Regions from separate parts of the Mus musculus genome. Here region 2 is linked to region 1. A link is a loop called in an ENCODE intact Hi-C map of the cell type or tissue named here. Cell type or tissue: left cerebral cortex. All regions are shown on one strand.

Region 1 (8,000 bases):
AGTCAGTATCAGCACAGCTCATTTGTAACACGTCTTAGAGGGTTGGGGTAGGTCGGGTTTGTTTTGGTTTTTGGCCTCTCTAAAGTGTGCTGTTCCCTTCTTACAGGTCCTGCCTCCAGCTGGGACCTTCGTCTATCCACTGGCCGATGGCAGAGTGTCCCTACCTCCTCTCCAGAGCGTTATTCTCTTGTCTCTGCTGCCAGAGCCACGGTGCCACACCTGGAGTGACCGCTCGTCACTCAGCATCCACTTTGTCTCCCAGTTGTGTAGGACTCTGTGATCTTTTGATTTGTTTCCAAGAAAATAAAGGAAGCAATTCTCTTTATAAATTCAAAGCCATTTAAAACACAGGCAGTTGGCCAGCCCAAGACAGAGTCGTTTTCTTACCAGATACCAGTGTCACTGGTTCTCCTTGTCCCTTGGGTCAGTTTCCTAGGTGGCTTTATGATCCCACAAGTCATGTCTTAGCTCAGTCCCTCCCCCAGATTAGTAGCAGGCTTTGAGGGTGTGTGTGCCTGTGGTCCGGCTGACCCGCCGCCCGAGTCCCCAAGCTACCAGCCTTGACGTGCTTCAGATCTTCAGATTGGTTTCTGCTGTTCAATTTCAGAGGCTCCTTGAGAGAATAATATATGTTACTTGTTTTAGTGTTGCAGTTATTATTAAGGCAGTATTTATGCAATTCCGGTTGTTTCTTTGAAAGCAGTTCTGTTAATGTGCATTACCTCGAGATGTTGGGGAGATGTTGTGTGTGTTGCTTGTTCATTCCACAGATAAGTAAGCACAATGAGCAGACCCTCAGCCATCAGCTCCACCTGCCCCAGCTCTGCCCGGTGTGGAAGAAGCAAGTGTCCTAAGCACCTAACTCTAGTTTTGTTACAAGTATAACTTAGGAGAAAAAATTGGTAGAAATAATACAGTATGTTGCTAATTTGTAACCTACTTTAAACTCTGATTTATAGCCTCACATACAGTATTCAGGGCACAGAAATCTTTTGATTGACTCAAGTAAGTTTTGGCTTCCGTGTAACTTCAAGTTAAAGTTAATTTTTTTCAGCTCTTCTTTATCTCTATACTCTCTTAGTATCGGAATTTCTTATGTTCTTTTAGGAATTTGAGAGCACTGTGTTTGGGAGAAGTTAGGAAACATAAGGAATGAATGAAGCAGTTGAACTTGGAGATACTGTAGGTGCTAATACTGGATCTAATCTTTCAGATTTAATTTGTTTTCTGGGCCTTGTAGTTACTCAGTAAACCCCTTAGATCTGTGTAATAATTTAATTGTATAACGCTCATTTGTTCCTTTAAAGCCTATTCTAGTCTGTCTGCCTTTTAAACTTGTTGCAATAATGTCGCCAAGATATAAACACATTAGTAAAACTTTTCTTAAATAAACCCTCTCTTGTCTTAGTCTATGTGATTTGATAAAGGGAATGCTATGGCATCTTATTTGGATGACAATATTGGAATAACTGATAAAGCATATCTAAGCATTTTTAATTTTTTTATTTAGCCTGTGCGTGCATGTGCGTGCTCTGTGTGAGTGTGCACATGCCATGCATGCACATGGAGGTCAGAATCATATCTTTCCTTCCACCATGAGGACACCAGGGATCAAACACAAATCAAGTTTGGTGGCAGGAGACTTTACCTGGTAGCATCTTACCCACCCTTACTTAATATGAATAGATAGTTTTCATTAGAAAAGAGTTATCAGAATTACTACTGTATCTTGGATCATCTGATGACTTTTAAAAAATAAGGTAGATATTTATCGAGAATACAAAATGGGACTGGTGAGGTGGCTCAGTGGATAAACAGACTTGCCACAACGCCCCATCCCACAGTTCATTCCCCCAGACCCACTTGATGGAAGAAGAGAACCAACTCCCACAAGTTGGAATGTGGCCAAGATGAGGTTCTGGACACTCAAGGTGGAGCTTCCTGGGCCTGCCAAGATGTTACCTTCTGACCTGTGACTCCAGCAGAGTGCTGAGCATGTATGAGGCCTGGCACGGAGAAATAATAAAATCTTCAGGTTCATAAGTCACCTTGTTTTTTTAAAGAATTTTCTGAAATTGGGTGTGGCTAGGCACACCTGGGATAGGAGGGCGGGTCTTGAGTTTAAGGGCAGACTGCTACAGAGTGAGACATTTGGGGACTGTCACTTACAGTTGGTTTTCTCTTTTTAAGAAAAGGCAAAGCCGGGTGTGGTGGTGCACACCTTTAATTCCAGCACTTGGGAGGCAGAGGCAGGCGGCTTTCTGAGTTCAAGGCCAGCCTGGTCTACAGAGTGAGTTCCAGGACAGCCAGGGCTACAGAGAAACCCTGTCTCGAAAAACCAAAAAATAAATACATACATACATACATACATACATACATACATACATAAGAAAAGGCAAAGAGGAGCCCTAAGAAACGACGCACTGACTGCTAGCATATGGTTCTTGATCACACATGTGTTCTCTGACCTCATTTCAGACTAGTTCATAGGCACGCCTTTAATCCCAGCACTCAGGAGGCAGAGGCAGGCGGATTTCTGAGTTCAAGCTACAAAGTGAGCTCCAGGACAGCCAGGGCTATACAGAGAAACCCTGTCTCCAAAAAAACAAAAAAACAACAACAAAAAAAAAGACATGAGCCAAATTCATATGCAAAATGTCTCGGTAACTACTAATCTGACATCTACCAAATGCCCAGGAACTTACTCAGACTGCAAACGTGCAACCGCTTTCCAGTTAAAGATTAGCATGTACAGCTCACCCAGTCTCATACTCCAGTTCCTGTTTGCATGGATGTTTCAAGGAGTGTATCTGAAAGCCACCACTAGTGCAAGGCATCACACCTGAGCCTTGGATGTATCAGACAGGCTCTCTGTACTGGGCTACGCTCTGCTCCCTGTACTTGTAATATGTGGCTTTTTTTATTTTCTATACGTTTGAAAATGTCTAGGTAATGCTCCCACGAAACAACTTGTATGTTGGGTATGGTGGCTAATTCCAGTAGAAGCAGCGGATCTCTGTGAGTTCAAGGCCATCCAGGACAACATAGTTAGATTAGCAGGGGTTGTGGAGGCAGGCTGTAGAGCAAACCACCTTGCATGTGTCTGTAAATTGCCTTGTCCGCAGTGATTGTCGCCCCTAGAAATGTTAAAGACAAAGAAGGAGAGGGAAAGAAAGGAAAGGAGAGGTGTGGAAAGTAACTTTCCTGACTTACAAGTGAGTGAAAGTAAAGAAGGGCCCAGTGTTGAGGGTAAAGCTGTATTACTCGCTTTCTGTAAAAGTCAAAGACAAGCCCCTCTCATAGACAAACACCCAGGGTGAGTTCAAGCAGTCACAGGACTCTCTGTAGGTCACGCCGGAAGCTTGTGATGGAGCAGTTTCTAGAATGACAGCTGCCTACAGAATCTGCTGTAATACACCAAACAGCCAAGGCTTCTGGTTTCTGGTTCTTGTCTCAGAAAATACAACTTCATAACCAACCTCACTAAGCTAATTTCTTATCACTCTGGGCTACTCTACAGATGTAATTTATTTTATCTGTTCCATGCTTATTTGATAATAAAATATCAATCTAATGATATGTGGAACAAAATATAAGCATCCTGTTAGCAGATGAATATTAAAATGTTTACGCCACCAGGAGGCAGAGGTGGGTGGATCTTTATGAGTTTGAGGCTAATCTGCTCTACATAACAAGTTCCAGGTTCGTCAGAGTTACATGATGAGGCCCTGTATCAAATAAAAATAAATAATGAAAATTTTTTGTACGTCAGTGATAAACTGTAGAAAGAGATTTTGTTTTACTTAGTTGCTGGGGACTGGACCCAGGTTAAATGCTAAGATTGTACTGTACCACTGCACCACATTCCCCCGCTCCCATCTATACAAATCATTTTAATTTAAAAAATAGGTATAATACCAAGAATCTTTAGGCTACCACAAATTCAAATTTCCATAACTTTCTATTAGTCCTGTTATTTCTTTTTGTTGTTGTTGTGGTTTTGTTTTTGTTTTTCGAGATAGGGTTTCTCTGTGTAGCCTTGGCTGTCCTGGAACTCACTCTGTAGACCAGGCTGGCCTCAAACTCAGAAATCCACCTGCCTCTGCCTCCCAAGTGCTGGGCTTAGAGGCCTGTGCCACCACACCCGGCTCAATCCTCTGTTATTTCTTACTCTTTCAAGTAGTAATATGTCAGGATGCATAATTTATAGGTATATAAAACTATAAAAATTTGCAATCTGATTCCATCTCTGAAGCTAATTAGGAAGTTTGGCACTTAAAAAATATAAGGGGCTAGGGGCTGGAGAGATAGATAGCTCATTGGTTTAGAGCACTTGCTCTAAACCAGAGGACTGGAGTTTGGTTGTCGGTACCCATGTGGAACAGCTCATAACCACATGTTATGAGCTCCATCAGGATCCAGTGCATTCTTCTGTCCTCAGCTGGCACCACACTCATGTGCAAGCACACATACTAACATACATGAAAATAAGGAAATATATCTATAAAAATAATCTTAAGGGGGCTCAGTGGGTAACAGCACTTGCTATGCGATCGTGACCTGAGCATGTACCACATGCGTATATTGCATTCACACTCACTAAAAAGGTAGAATCCTAGAAAGTCAGTAGGCATTCTTTCATCACCAAAAAGAACAACTCAAATAACATTAGAGAACAACTCTGCGCAAAAAAAAAATGTAAAGGAAGGACAATGGAGTGAGTCTCTTAAATGTAGTTTCAACACACATATATGAATCTGTGAACAGGTTTGGCAATGGAACCAACCCACACACAGTAAATGTTAAAGGAAGGAAGGAACTGGGCCCTGTACCGATTCGCCACAAGACGGCGCTGCCTGGTTTCCTTACTGTGAGCCGAACGCCCCCACGTGGCCGTCCCGAGACGGTGCCACCCGGCACTTCACTCCCGGCCTCCTTCCCCGCCTTCCGGAAGTATGTTCTATAGCTCGGCAAGAGCCCGCCCCGGGGTAGGCGGGGCCAAGGGGCGTGTGTCCGCTTTCCCCTGGGCCTGATTGGTTAGTGCTCCCGCAGCGCGGAGACGTTTTCCTGTCGACGCTGTGTTTGGGGAAAGGAGCGCGGGAGCTGTACCGCTGCTGGTCGGGTCTGTGGGCCGCGGGCTTTCCGCGCGATCTCCGGCGCCCACCGCTCGGGGAGCCTCAGTCCGTGGTGTCCCCCGAGCGTGCCGGCTAGGAGAGAAGGGAAGAGGGATCCCTGAGCCGTGTAGCCGCTTTGAGTGCCAACTGCGAGGTGAGCGCTGGAGTGTCCAAGCGACCCCGGGTCAGTTGCAGCTGAGGACGCGATGTGCCGAGCACTTGACACGATGCACTTTTCTCATTTGAACCGAATGGGCTCCTGGGCCACTGAGGCAAAACGCTGCTCCTGGCGACGACAAGGAGCATTGCGGTTTAGTGTGGTATCTGCCCAGGTCCAGGCCCATGCAGCGGGAAAGATTAGGAGAGAAACCGACCAAGGGACTAAACCCAACACTGAAAAATCAGTCTCTGATTTCGCCATCCCTGGCCAGTGCACCCCCTTCAGCCCCAATAAACTTGTCCCTAAATGCCTTTTCTTGCAAGTAAGTGGGAGAAGCTTTTCAGGGTGTTGGTTTATTTTTCAGGTGTAGGTTCCCGGTTGAGAAACGATGACGGAGGTTCTGGATCTCCACGGACAGGACTCTGATGGGGGTAGTGAGGAGATGGTCCTAACTCCTGCAGAGCTCATTGAAAAGCTGGAGCAGGTAAGCACCCCAAATATGTCCCGTGTTCTTAGCTCTTAACTTACTCCAGGTGTGCAGTACCACGGCTCAGAAAATAAGGAAACAGAAGATTTGTTTCCAAAGAGCAGTGTTTGTAACATCTGCATAAAAATAGGAAGCCAGAAAGCAGGGCCTTCTTTAGGAGTCTCATCTTGTCAGTCTTCAAGGATGGCTAGTAAAAGTAGGCTTTGGACACATGTAGTAGAATGTTTCACAAAGCAATGCTCTGCTGTGCTATTTTGAGGACGTAAAGATGTGTGTGATCTGTAGAGAAGCATGCCATTTCTCTATAGTAGTCTCTTCCTCTGTTTCCTCCCCCATTGGAAGATATCTGCTCTAACAAGAAATTGCCATCCCTTTTGGTCATAATAGCAGTGATTATTTCTTGCATAGTTGTTGTTGTCGTCGTCGTCTTCTTCTTCTTCTTCTCCTTCTCCTTCTTTCTCCTTCTCCTTCTCCTTCTCCTTCTTCTTCTTCTTCTTCTTCTTCTTCCCCTCCTCCTTCTTTTCCTCCTCCTCCTCCTCCTCCTCCTCCTTCAATAATATCTTCTCATGAACCTCGGGTAGTTTAGGAATTCTGAACATGCTTGGGGTTTTTTAGGTTTTGTTTTTGCTTTTTGTTTGTTTGTTTTAAGTTTGTTTTTGAGATAGGGCCTCACTATGCATCACTGGCCGGTCTTGAACTCTCAGAGTTCACCTGCCTCTGCCCTCTGTGTGCTGGCAGTAAAAGCATGCACTGTGTTGCCCTATAAGTTCTGGGACATTCATGGCGTATACTATTGAGTGTTCTTTAGAGGACAGTTGACCATGGGTACCCACCTCCAGTGGATACCTCTACAACATAGCCCCTACAACCAAGGCTCAGGGAACGCCAAAGAAGAGAGAGCAGGAAGAGACAGAGGACCAGGACATCTGCTGCAGGGTTATCCTCTCTATATGTCAGGGAGGCTGTGCCCATGAGAGCTCAGGAATATTGCTGCTTAGACAGGACCCAAACAATGAATGACAATGGCATTCCAACACGGATGGGGAACCTCACAAGGCCCCACCCCTAAGTGAGCTGCAGACGAATAACGACAGCTGAGAGAGGAAGATTATTAGTCTTCCTCGGGATGAGGTCCCTAAATGGTTATCCAGTGCCAAATGGCCATCCCTGAAAACAGACAGACGAGCAACACCGCATGAATCCAGCAGGTTCTATCTATGCATTTATTTGTATATATAGGTAACAATAATTTAAAAGAGGCCATGAATTTTGAGATGGAGTCGGGGGATATGGTTGGCATTGGAGGGAGGAGAGGAAGAGGGGATGATGTAATTGTACTTTGACTAAACTTTAAAAAAATAAAAGGTTCATTGGGTCTTTCTTACAGTGCAGAGTTTCTCATTTCGGTGATTGTGTTTGTTTGGTTGGACTGTATAATCAAACAGATGAGTGGCTTCCCCAGGGTTTTACTGTGTGTAAGAGGCTGAGGTCAGTGTCCTGGCTGGCTGGTCTCTCCTTGGCCTGTGGTGGCTGTCTCCGGTGTCTTCGCTTGTTCTTCTCTCTTGGCTGTGTCTGTGGTAACATTTTGTTTTCTGAAAAGGACGCCAGTCACCGAGTCAGGTCCCATCCTGGTGACTTTGTATTAGCGCCCTCACTTTTTCTAAAGATACAGTAGCAACAACAAAAGAAAGTATTTAGAAAGAGTAAGTGTAAGTCAGGGGTGGCGGGCGGCCAGTCTGCTCTGCATAGCCAGTTCCAGGCCAGACTACACAGTGTGCTGTCTCAGAAAAGGAGAAAGAAGGAAGAAACTTGATGGTGCCGGGATCGGTAAGGAAGTAGAAAGGTGTTCCAGTTGATGCTCTTAGATGACAGGTAAGGCTCGTGTATCATGTGGCATTACTGAGAACTTACCATAGTGATGAAAGAAGTAAGTCAAATAATCTTAGGTTGAATAAAAGCCCCTTCCTAAGAGAAGAGATGGGAAGGCTGCCATACATCATGAGCTGTCCCCAGAGTATTCGTCCAGCAGAGAGCCTTCTACGTGAGACACCTGCAGCTTTCATGGGCCTGGGAGCTGTCTCTAGTGTGCTTTGCTCCATTGTGAGGATCACTCATTTCTCCTGTATTGCTTTTTAGGCCTGGATGAATGAAAAGTTTGCCCCTGAGCTCCTGGAAAGCAAGGCTGAGATTGTCGAATGCGTCATGGAACAGCTTGAGCACATGGTAAGAGTAACTTGTC
Region 2 (8,000 bases), 58 kb after region 1:
GACCCGTGAAAACCTATGTTCAGTGCCATACCCCTGTAAAATCCCAGGGCTGATGGGTGGAGACAGGCAACTCCAGAGCTTAAAGGCTAGCCAGTCTAGCGGTCACCTGACCTCAGGTTCAGTGTGACCCTAGGAAAGGTGTGTTGTGGTGGAGAGTGATAGGGAAAGGCACCTCTCCCTGACTCTTGCATGCGCGCACACACACTTAGTCTCTCTCTCTCTCTCTCTCTCTCTCACTCCTCTCACTTTCCCCCTCTCACAAACACAAGAGAGAAGAAAACCTGGGTAGAAGTAGACTCCCATTGGTGAGGGCCCCTTGGCTACACTGCTGTCTGGCAAATGACAGCACTTGGTAGGAGTGTGTAAAAGGCAGGAGGGAGGGGAAAGTTGGTTCCAGTGTCAAGGAGTGCCCCAAGACAATAGGAAGGTGTCTGGCTTGTTTTTTACACACAACCCGATTTAAAGAGCTGGGCACAGTGGCACATGCCTGTGGTCCCAACAGATGGGAGATGGCAGTAGAGGACAAGGAATTCAAAGGCATCCTTAGCTGCGTAGTGAGCTCAATGCCAGCTACTGCTACTGAGAGCTTGTCTCAAACAAACGAGAGAACAAGCAAAGCAAGCAAACAGAAGCCCACCAAAATCCCAATCTGATGTGGGAGTAAATGACCCCACAGAACCCACCCAATCAGAGCAAGGACAGTGCTTCTCTACTTGGGAACATGGGTCCCATGACCTAATCCCATGGGCTAGTCTTACACTCTTGTCAAGTGTTGTTTTCTTGACAACAGGGTCTGCCTTTGTAGCCCTGGCTGGCCTCAAACTCAGAGAGATTTAATTGCTTATGCCTCCTGAGTATTGGGATTCAGGCGTTTGCTACCACACCTGTTGGCTTTTATTCCTTGATACTTTCATTAATATACAGTGAATTTTGACCTTTCCTCCCTACTTCCCTGTCTCATCTCCCTTTCTTCTGCTGAAATCCTTCTTTCCAATAAATCTCTTTCCCACATTCATGCCTTTTGTGTGTATAAGTGACGCACTTAGTTTAAATAGTGTTGCTAGTGTGAGGCTAAGTGGAAGATTCGATACTGAAACATGGTAGAACCTAACCGCTTAAAGCCTCAGCACATCTCAGCACTGTTGAAGTGGGGGCCACCTCTTTCTGCTCATGAAACTCTGGAGAGAGTGTATTAAGTCTCAGCCATGGCACCTGTATCCTTTGTCCTGTCAAACACAGAGCACAGTCTATAGACATGTTCCCTTGTAGCTTGCCACCTGACTATGGATATTGTTTGGGGTTGGTTTTTTGTTTGTTTGTTTTGTTTGTTTTTTGGTTTTGGGTTCTTTTTGTTGTTCTTCATTTGTTTTATTTGTTTTCAGGAATCATTGCAAAAGATCCCACTTCTCTGGAAGAAGAAATCAAAGAAATTCGTCGAAGTGGTAGTAGTAAAGCTCTGGATAAGACACCCGAGTTCGAGCTCTCTGACATCTTCTACTTTTGCCGGAAAGGAATGGAGACTATCATGGATGATGAAGTGACAAAGAGATTCTCGGCAGAGGAGCTGGAGTCCTGGAACTTGCTGAGCAGAACCAATTACAACTTCCAATACATAAGCCTGCGGCTTACCATCCTCTGGGGCTTAGGAGTGCTGATTCGGTATTGCTTCCTCCTGCCACTCAGGTGAGGCTGGGCCTTGGAGGCCGGATGCCGGCGCCCTACCTCTGTGCACGGCTTATCTGCCTCACTGCCGTGATTCCCGTTTGTAAAGGAGGGTAGTGTTTCTCCCCACGGCTAGTCCCTTTCACCCTTGGAAGGGCGCACTGGGCACCGTCTCTTACATTCTTTACATGTCAGACTGAAATAGCTTCCTTTCTTTTCTTTTGCTTTTTCTTCTACTTTTACTTTATTTTTTGAGACGGGGTCTCACTGTGTAGCCCTGGCTGTCCTGGAATCAGAGAGATGTGCCTGCCTCTCTGCCTCCTAAGTCCTGAGATTAAAAGGTGTGCACCAGGAACTACACCCCAGCTCGGAGTAGGATTTCTTAAAGACCATTGCTAGCTGGGGGACTGAGCTGGACAGAGAACAGGATCTGCTTCCCGTCCCTCCTTCCTGGGCATAGCCTTTCCTGAAACTTGCCTGCCTGGCACAGAAGCAGCATTGATCTCTGCTTCTCTGAGCCCTGCTCAGTCTGTCTTGCCAGATGCTGGCACCTTCCAACTCCACCCCCTTTCACAGAGAGCTTTTACTTTTGCCAGGGTATTTAGCCTAAGGGAGACCAGACACGTGTTGGCTGTGGCACCTGCCTAATTCTGAAGGGACAGTGCAGCCCCCACACACCCCACACCCCACACACACTGTTCACTGTCTGCTTGGAATTGCCATTCTCTCACAGCCTGGGATGCCCTTGGCAGGTCCTACATATGTTCTTCGTGATTCCTGCCTTCATCTGCACTATGCACTGATAACTGTTGGGTTTGATATGTTCTGTCTTACAGGATTGCGCTGGCATTCACGGGGATTGGCCTCTTGGTAGTGGGAACTACTATGGTTGGATACCTGCCAAATGGGAGGTGAGTGGGGTGGGTGCAGGCACCGGCACGTGTCATGGAGGCAGCCACCGCTTTAAACCCACCTCAGGCCTGAGTCTAAGGGCCTTAGAATAACCCTGAGTGCAGTGGGTCTGCAGTGATGGCTTTTGTTTTCTAATTAATATGATATAGTAGCTGTGTGTACTAATTTTTGGAATTCAACTCTCACTGCCTTCCCATTTTTGAGAAAAGAAAGGCAGTTACCATAAAAGACACCAGGCTTAGGTATTAACAGGTTTTTATAGTGTGGGGTTTTTTGTTTTGTTTTGTTTTTTTTTGTTTTTGTTTTTTTGTTTTTTGGTTTTTTTTTTTTTTTTTTTTTTTTTTTTTTTGCTGGAGATGAAAACCAGGGCTCTGTGTGCTGGCAGGCTCTCTTTTGCTGCTGCACCCCAGTCTTTAAGATGTTAACTGCTGGGTTCTGCTAGCTCCATAAGTGGACAGATGACCTAGAGTGAGAGTAGGTTTCCCTTCCACCCACCTCCCTTAAGGAAACTCTTAGGGAATAATGGGTCTATAGACATCTATTCTGCTGGGGCTGGTAAAGAGAGGGGACCTGGTATGGGTGGTGGGTGGTGAGTGAGGGACAGGAGTCTGAAAAACCCTGGCCGTGCTGGGGATTCTAGGCCTTTAGTTTTCAACCATCAGCTGGTGAACGCCATCAAGTTTCGTCCTGTCTCTGCTTGTGTGTAGCTATAAAGATGCTAAATAATAACATTTGCAAGTTTTGCCATGAATGCTCACATCCTACAAGTACTCTGTGCACTGTTTATAACACATGAACTCCTCAGCTGTCATGTTGTTTCAGATTTAAGGAGTTTTTGAGTAAACACGTTCACTTAATGTGCTACCGTATCTGTGTGCGAGCCCTGACGGCCATCATTACGTACCACAACAGGTGAGGGGACTTTTAATTAACTGGACGGAGACTCGGTCACATTTGGCTGCTGATGCTTTTGCAGTGAGAGGTATATTCCAAACACATTAATTCATGTTGTTTTTTTATTGCTTTTCATATATTTTATACTCAGGAAAAACAGACCAAGAAATGGTGGCATCTGTGTGGCTAACCATACATCCCCCATTGATGTGATCATCTTGGCCAGCGACGGCTACTACGCCATGGTATACAGCTTGTGTCTGGTTTTCTGATCAGGACTAGACAATCTCTAGGCGCCCCACATGAAACTTCCTTGATTAAGTTGTATGCAGGTTCCAGCTTAGAGTCACCCTAGAAGCTGTTGAGTGGTTGAGAGTATGGCTGGAGAGCGGGTCGCGTCCTTAGACTGCTGATGAGGAAAGGGAGGGGGAGTCTTGAGACCCTGAAGGGAGAGGTCTATTTCATAGTGTTGCTCAGCTTTCTGTGGGTAACTGGGGTAGCTTCTGGTACTGCTGCTGCTTGTGGGGGACTCACAACCAGGGGTCTAAAGAGTGGAACAGAGACTGGGGTATTTGTTTTATGGGATCAGGGTCCTCCCCAAGTGCGGATGTTTGTGTGAGTGTAGCTTCACTACTGATTATTCCTCTCTGTCTGATATTAGGTGGGACAGGTTCACGGGGGCCTTATGGGTGTGATTCAGAGAGCAATGGTGAAAGCCTGCCCCCATGTCTGGTTTGAGCGTTCTGAGGTGAAAGATCGCCACCTGGTGGCTAAGAGGTAAAGGCAGAAAGTATTTTGGGAGTTGTTATTCCTTTACACTGAGCCTGTACAGTTCTCATAATAAATGATTTACCAAGTATGTTATGTTTTCATGATATCATTCCCAATAAACAAATTTGGAACTGTGATTTTTGTGGGGGAGTTTGTTTTGGGTGGTGCCAGGTGGGGCAAATGGTCCATCACTGAGAGACAATGACTGCAAGCCAAAAAGACTTATTGCTATTTGCAACTGACAACGTCCTTGACACTTCCTCTTATTTCTTTATCCTAAAGGCTGACTGAGCATGTCCAGGATAAAAGCAAGCTGCCCATCCTCATCTTCCCAGAAGGTAGAGTGGCCTGGGCGGGGGCGGGTGAAGTGGTGTGCCTCTGTGTGGGAGAGCGTACAAACGTGATGCCCGGAGCTTTCCGGCCGCTGCGGTGGTGGCCTGAGGCAGGAGACAAGGGATGAGTAACTGCATGCTGTGGACCTCCCTTAAGTGTGCACTCATGGTTTGGGGTGACGGCAGCTGTATGCTGTTTGAGGACTATTTTTAATGCTACAGAAACACTGGGTAAAGTGCAGAAAGGACGTGTTTTTTCTTGCCTGTGTTTCAGGAACCTGCATCAATAACACATCAGTGATGATGTTCAAGAAGGGAAGCTTTGAAATTGGAGCCACTGTTTACCCTGTGGCTATCAAGGTACCAGACCTCAGAGGCCAGCTGCAGTGCCCAGGCGGGAGGGAGGTGGGACCTGTGAACTAATCAGCTATGCCCCTCCCTCCGCCAGCACTGCCAGGCCATGTGGCAGAGCAGTGAAGAGGAGGGTGGGGTGATGCATAGGGATGGGGGACGGATCAGAAGAGCAGCTGCCAGGCTCAGCACACAGACGTTTATTAAGCTCTGTGGCTGTGTCCCCGAGTCCTTCAGAGACTTCTGGAGTTCTAGGCACTGGTGGCACAGGCAAGCTGGCTGCCAGGAGCAGTGCAGGATGGTCAGCTGGGGGTAAGGAGAGATGGGTGGGTCCTTGTCACACTCCTCCCACTTTCCACTCAGTGTCCACACTCCAGGAAGAAACGTGTCCTTCTAACCAACTGCTTAGACTCCTTGGAGACATGGGATGCTTCAGCCAATCAGCTTCCCTGTATCTCTCAGTCCCCTCACCCCCCCCCTTATATCCTTGTACATATGTGTATTATTTCTGAAGGAATCTGGACTTCATGGTATTACTCCCCAAATAGGCTGTTTTCAGCAATGTCAGCCTACCTAAGCTGACTTTTTAGAGCAAGATGATCAGTTTCAAACAACTCAGTGTAGCCCCAGCCCTTTTGGTGTCTGTTGTCAGCAGAGTGTTGTAGAAATGTGTCCCAGTTGGTTTTCCACTTGCCAGTATAACTCCTGGGTAGTCAGGCAACACCCTCTACCAACAAAGCAGAATACCAGGCCTGCTAGTAACTGAACACTGGCTGCGGACTGACTGACGGACAGGCCTGGACTGACCGACGGACAGGCCTGGGTGGCCTAGCCACAGGTGTTGCATGATGTGCCAAAGAGTAGTCTTTAGCAGGATCTGCTGTGAATGTAGAGATGAAGACTACATGGCACCTGTGTTAGGCAGGGTCTCTAGAGTAGCAGAACTGATAGAATGAGTCTTTGTGAGGTTCGTCAGAGGAGCTCACAGGCTGTGGGCCAACGAGTCTAACAATGGCTGCTCCCAGCAGAAGCCCAGGAATCCAGTAATTGTTCAGTCCACAAGGCTGGTGTCTTAGCTGATGTCTTCAGTATGTGCCAGAATCATGAAGAAGTAGGTTCTAACGTCAGTGACAGTGACAGAAAGCAGGCAAAAGGAGCGAGTTTCCTTCTTCCAAGTCCTTTATAGAGGCTGCCAGCTGAAGGAATAGCCCAGATTAAAAGTAGATCTTCCTACTTCAAATGGTTCAATCAAGGAAAAAAAAAAATTCCTCACAAGCAGCAGTACCTAGCCCCTTAGTTTTGGTTAACTGCAGGTGTTGTCAAGTTGGTAACCAAGAACAGCCACCACTCCACCAGTGCCATCTGCAGTCCAGCCCAGTGCAGGTGGGTGGGCAAAGGCCAGGGACTCTGCTAACAGTGTTTAGTGATCTGCCAGCCCTTTCTTCATCACTGTGTCAGCCCCTGTAGCATCACCAGGGGGTGGCTAAAAGATTTGCTAGGCCAATTCTGGTTTGTCATTTTATCGTGGCCATGGGCGACACGAGGTCATACTGGAGGCCCTCTGCTATGGATTGTGGTTTTCATCCAGTGTAAAACATGGAATTTCGAGAGTGCTACAACTCCACAGAGTAGAATGGATGTAACCCCATTCTGTTCTGTGACAGTCTTCTGACTGCAAAGAGTCTCTAGTGTCTGTGAAGGCTCTCCTGGTGTCTGAACGTAGGTGCCTGGGTCAGTGCCAGGGCCCTTACCTCATTTCTCCCAAGATTAAGTCACTATCCGATGATTTTGAGAATGTCCATATTTTGAACTTTGTTTTGGTTTTCTTTGCTGTGGTGTCTGCCTGGCATGGAAAGAGAATCAGTCCTCAATAGAGGGGGTCATCTCTTGTTCTAACACAACTTCTACTCATGTATTTATAGCAAAAGAGTCAGTTTTGCAGTTTTGAAACAGGGTCTCCATGTGTTACACAGGCTGGTCTCAGGCTCGTAAACACCCTGCTTTCCAGGTCGCTAGGATGACCATGTTTGGCTGGCTGTACTGTCTTTGCAATCATGTGCCATAGACTAGTTTTAAATTTTTGTTTTGTTTTTTTTTTTTGTGTGTTTGTTTGTTTTAAATTTTTATTCTTCCTTGTTTTTACTGGCACCAAAAAATTACTATTGCTACCTTTTAAATTATTTATATATTTTTTACTTTATGAGCACTGGAGTTTTGCTTGTATGTATTTCTGTGTGAGGGTGTTGATCCCCAGGAATTGGAGTTACAGACAGTTGTGAGCTGCCATGTGGGTGCTAGGAATTGAACCTGTGACCTCTGGAAGAGCAGCCAATGCTCTTAACTTTGTGCCTGGTACCCAAGGAAGCCAGAAGAAAGTAACCCCTGGAACCAGGTACAGATGGCTGTAAGCTGACATATAGGTGCTGGGAATTGAACCCAGGACCTCTGGAAGAACAGCCAGTGCTCTTTAACTGCTGAGTCATCTCTCCAGCTCCTCTTAGTAGTATTTAAGGTGCATTCATTCAGACATGAAGTTTTAGTTTCTATTGTTGTCTCTATTTCTAGTTTTTTTAGGAAAGACTAAAAGCCTGGACAGTTAAACCCCATCTGCTAGCATGTGATCTCCATGACAGTATGCTTCAGGGAAAGCAGTGTGTGCCTTGCTCTGTGGAGAGCTTGGAGTCCTCCTCCTCTGCTCTGTGGCTCTGCAGTCACTGCTCCTCCTTGTCTGTCTCGTCAGACACTGGGGAGCAGCCGCCCATGCTTGTGAGCCAGCAGCCTTCCCAGGATCCAGCTCTTCCTGTCACTTCTCAGATCCCTCCCCCTACCACGCGTTCCTACCCTGAGATTACTGCAATTTAATGCTTTGATAGCTGCAGTCACACTTCTCACAGCACACATTAGAAACAGCCTTTCCCTCATTAAAGTCATTGACAAACCCAAGTATCTCATGTGCCTGCCCTCATTGAGACCTGAGGACACTAAAGGCTATGGACCCATTTGCAAATGTATACTGATGATTTAATTAGCAGAGTTTTCTGCCCAAACAGATTCACTTTGTTGAAAGTGTAAATATAT

What was found. Peaks named below come from ENCODE experiments on the same cell type or tissue, not always from the same donor. Only the 100,000 strongest peaks of a DNase experiment are listed, where the experiment ranks them.
Region 2: it touches region 1 in a loop (7-fold over the local background); 33 of 42 quality-filtered maps call a loop at or near these places.

Annotation. Positions count from the first base shown.
Region 1 is chr8:23,234,738-23,242,737 of GRCm38, reverse strand. Gins4 (GINS complex subunit 4 (Sld5 homolog)) reads left to right here and starts at 5,070. Exons shown (of 8, transcript NM_024240.6): 1 at 5,070-5,268; 2 at 5,639-5,758; 3 at 7,898-7,984. The coding sequence starts at 5,663. Golga7 (golgi autoantigen, golgin subfamily a, 7) reads left to right here. Exons shown (of 5, transcript NM_020585.2): 5 at 107-1,412. It overlaps Gm39141 (a long non-coding RNA gene), which reads right to left and starts at 4,958. Exons shown (of 3, transcript XR_870246.2): 1 at 4,870-4,958. In left cerebral cortex, CTCF peaks have their summits at 3,633 (motif pointing right) and 4,863; a DNase peak (open chromatin) is centred at 4,930; H3K4me3 peaks cover 857 bases; H3K27ac peaks cover 657 bases.
Region 2 is chr8:23,176,346-23,184,345 of GRCm38, reverse strand. Gpat4 (glycerol-3-phosphate acyltransferase 4) reads left to right here. Exons shown (of 13, transcript NM_018743.4): 4 at 1,383-1,683; 5 at 2,499-2,573; 6 at 3,397-3,486; 7 at 3,620-3,713; 8 at 4,130-4,245; 9 at 4,522-4,577; 10 at 4,846-4,931. Among named protein-coding and RNA genes, the nearest start is that of Gm30306, 11 kb to the right of the region's middle. In left cerebral cortex, a CTCF peak has its summit at 4,244 (motif pointing left); DNase peaks (open chromatin) are centred at 2,229, 4,230, 5,057 and 7,683.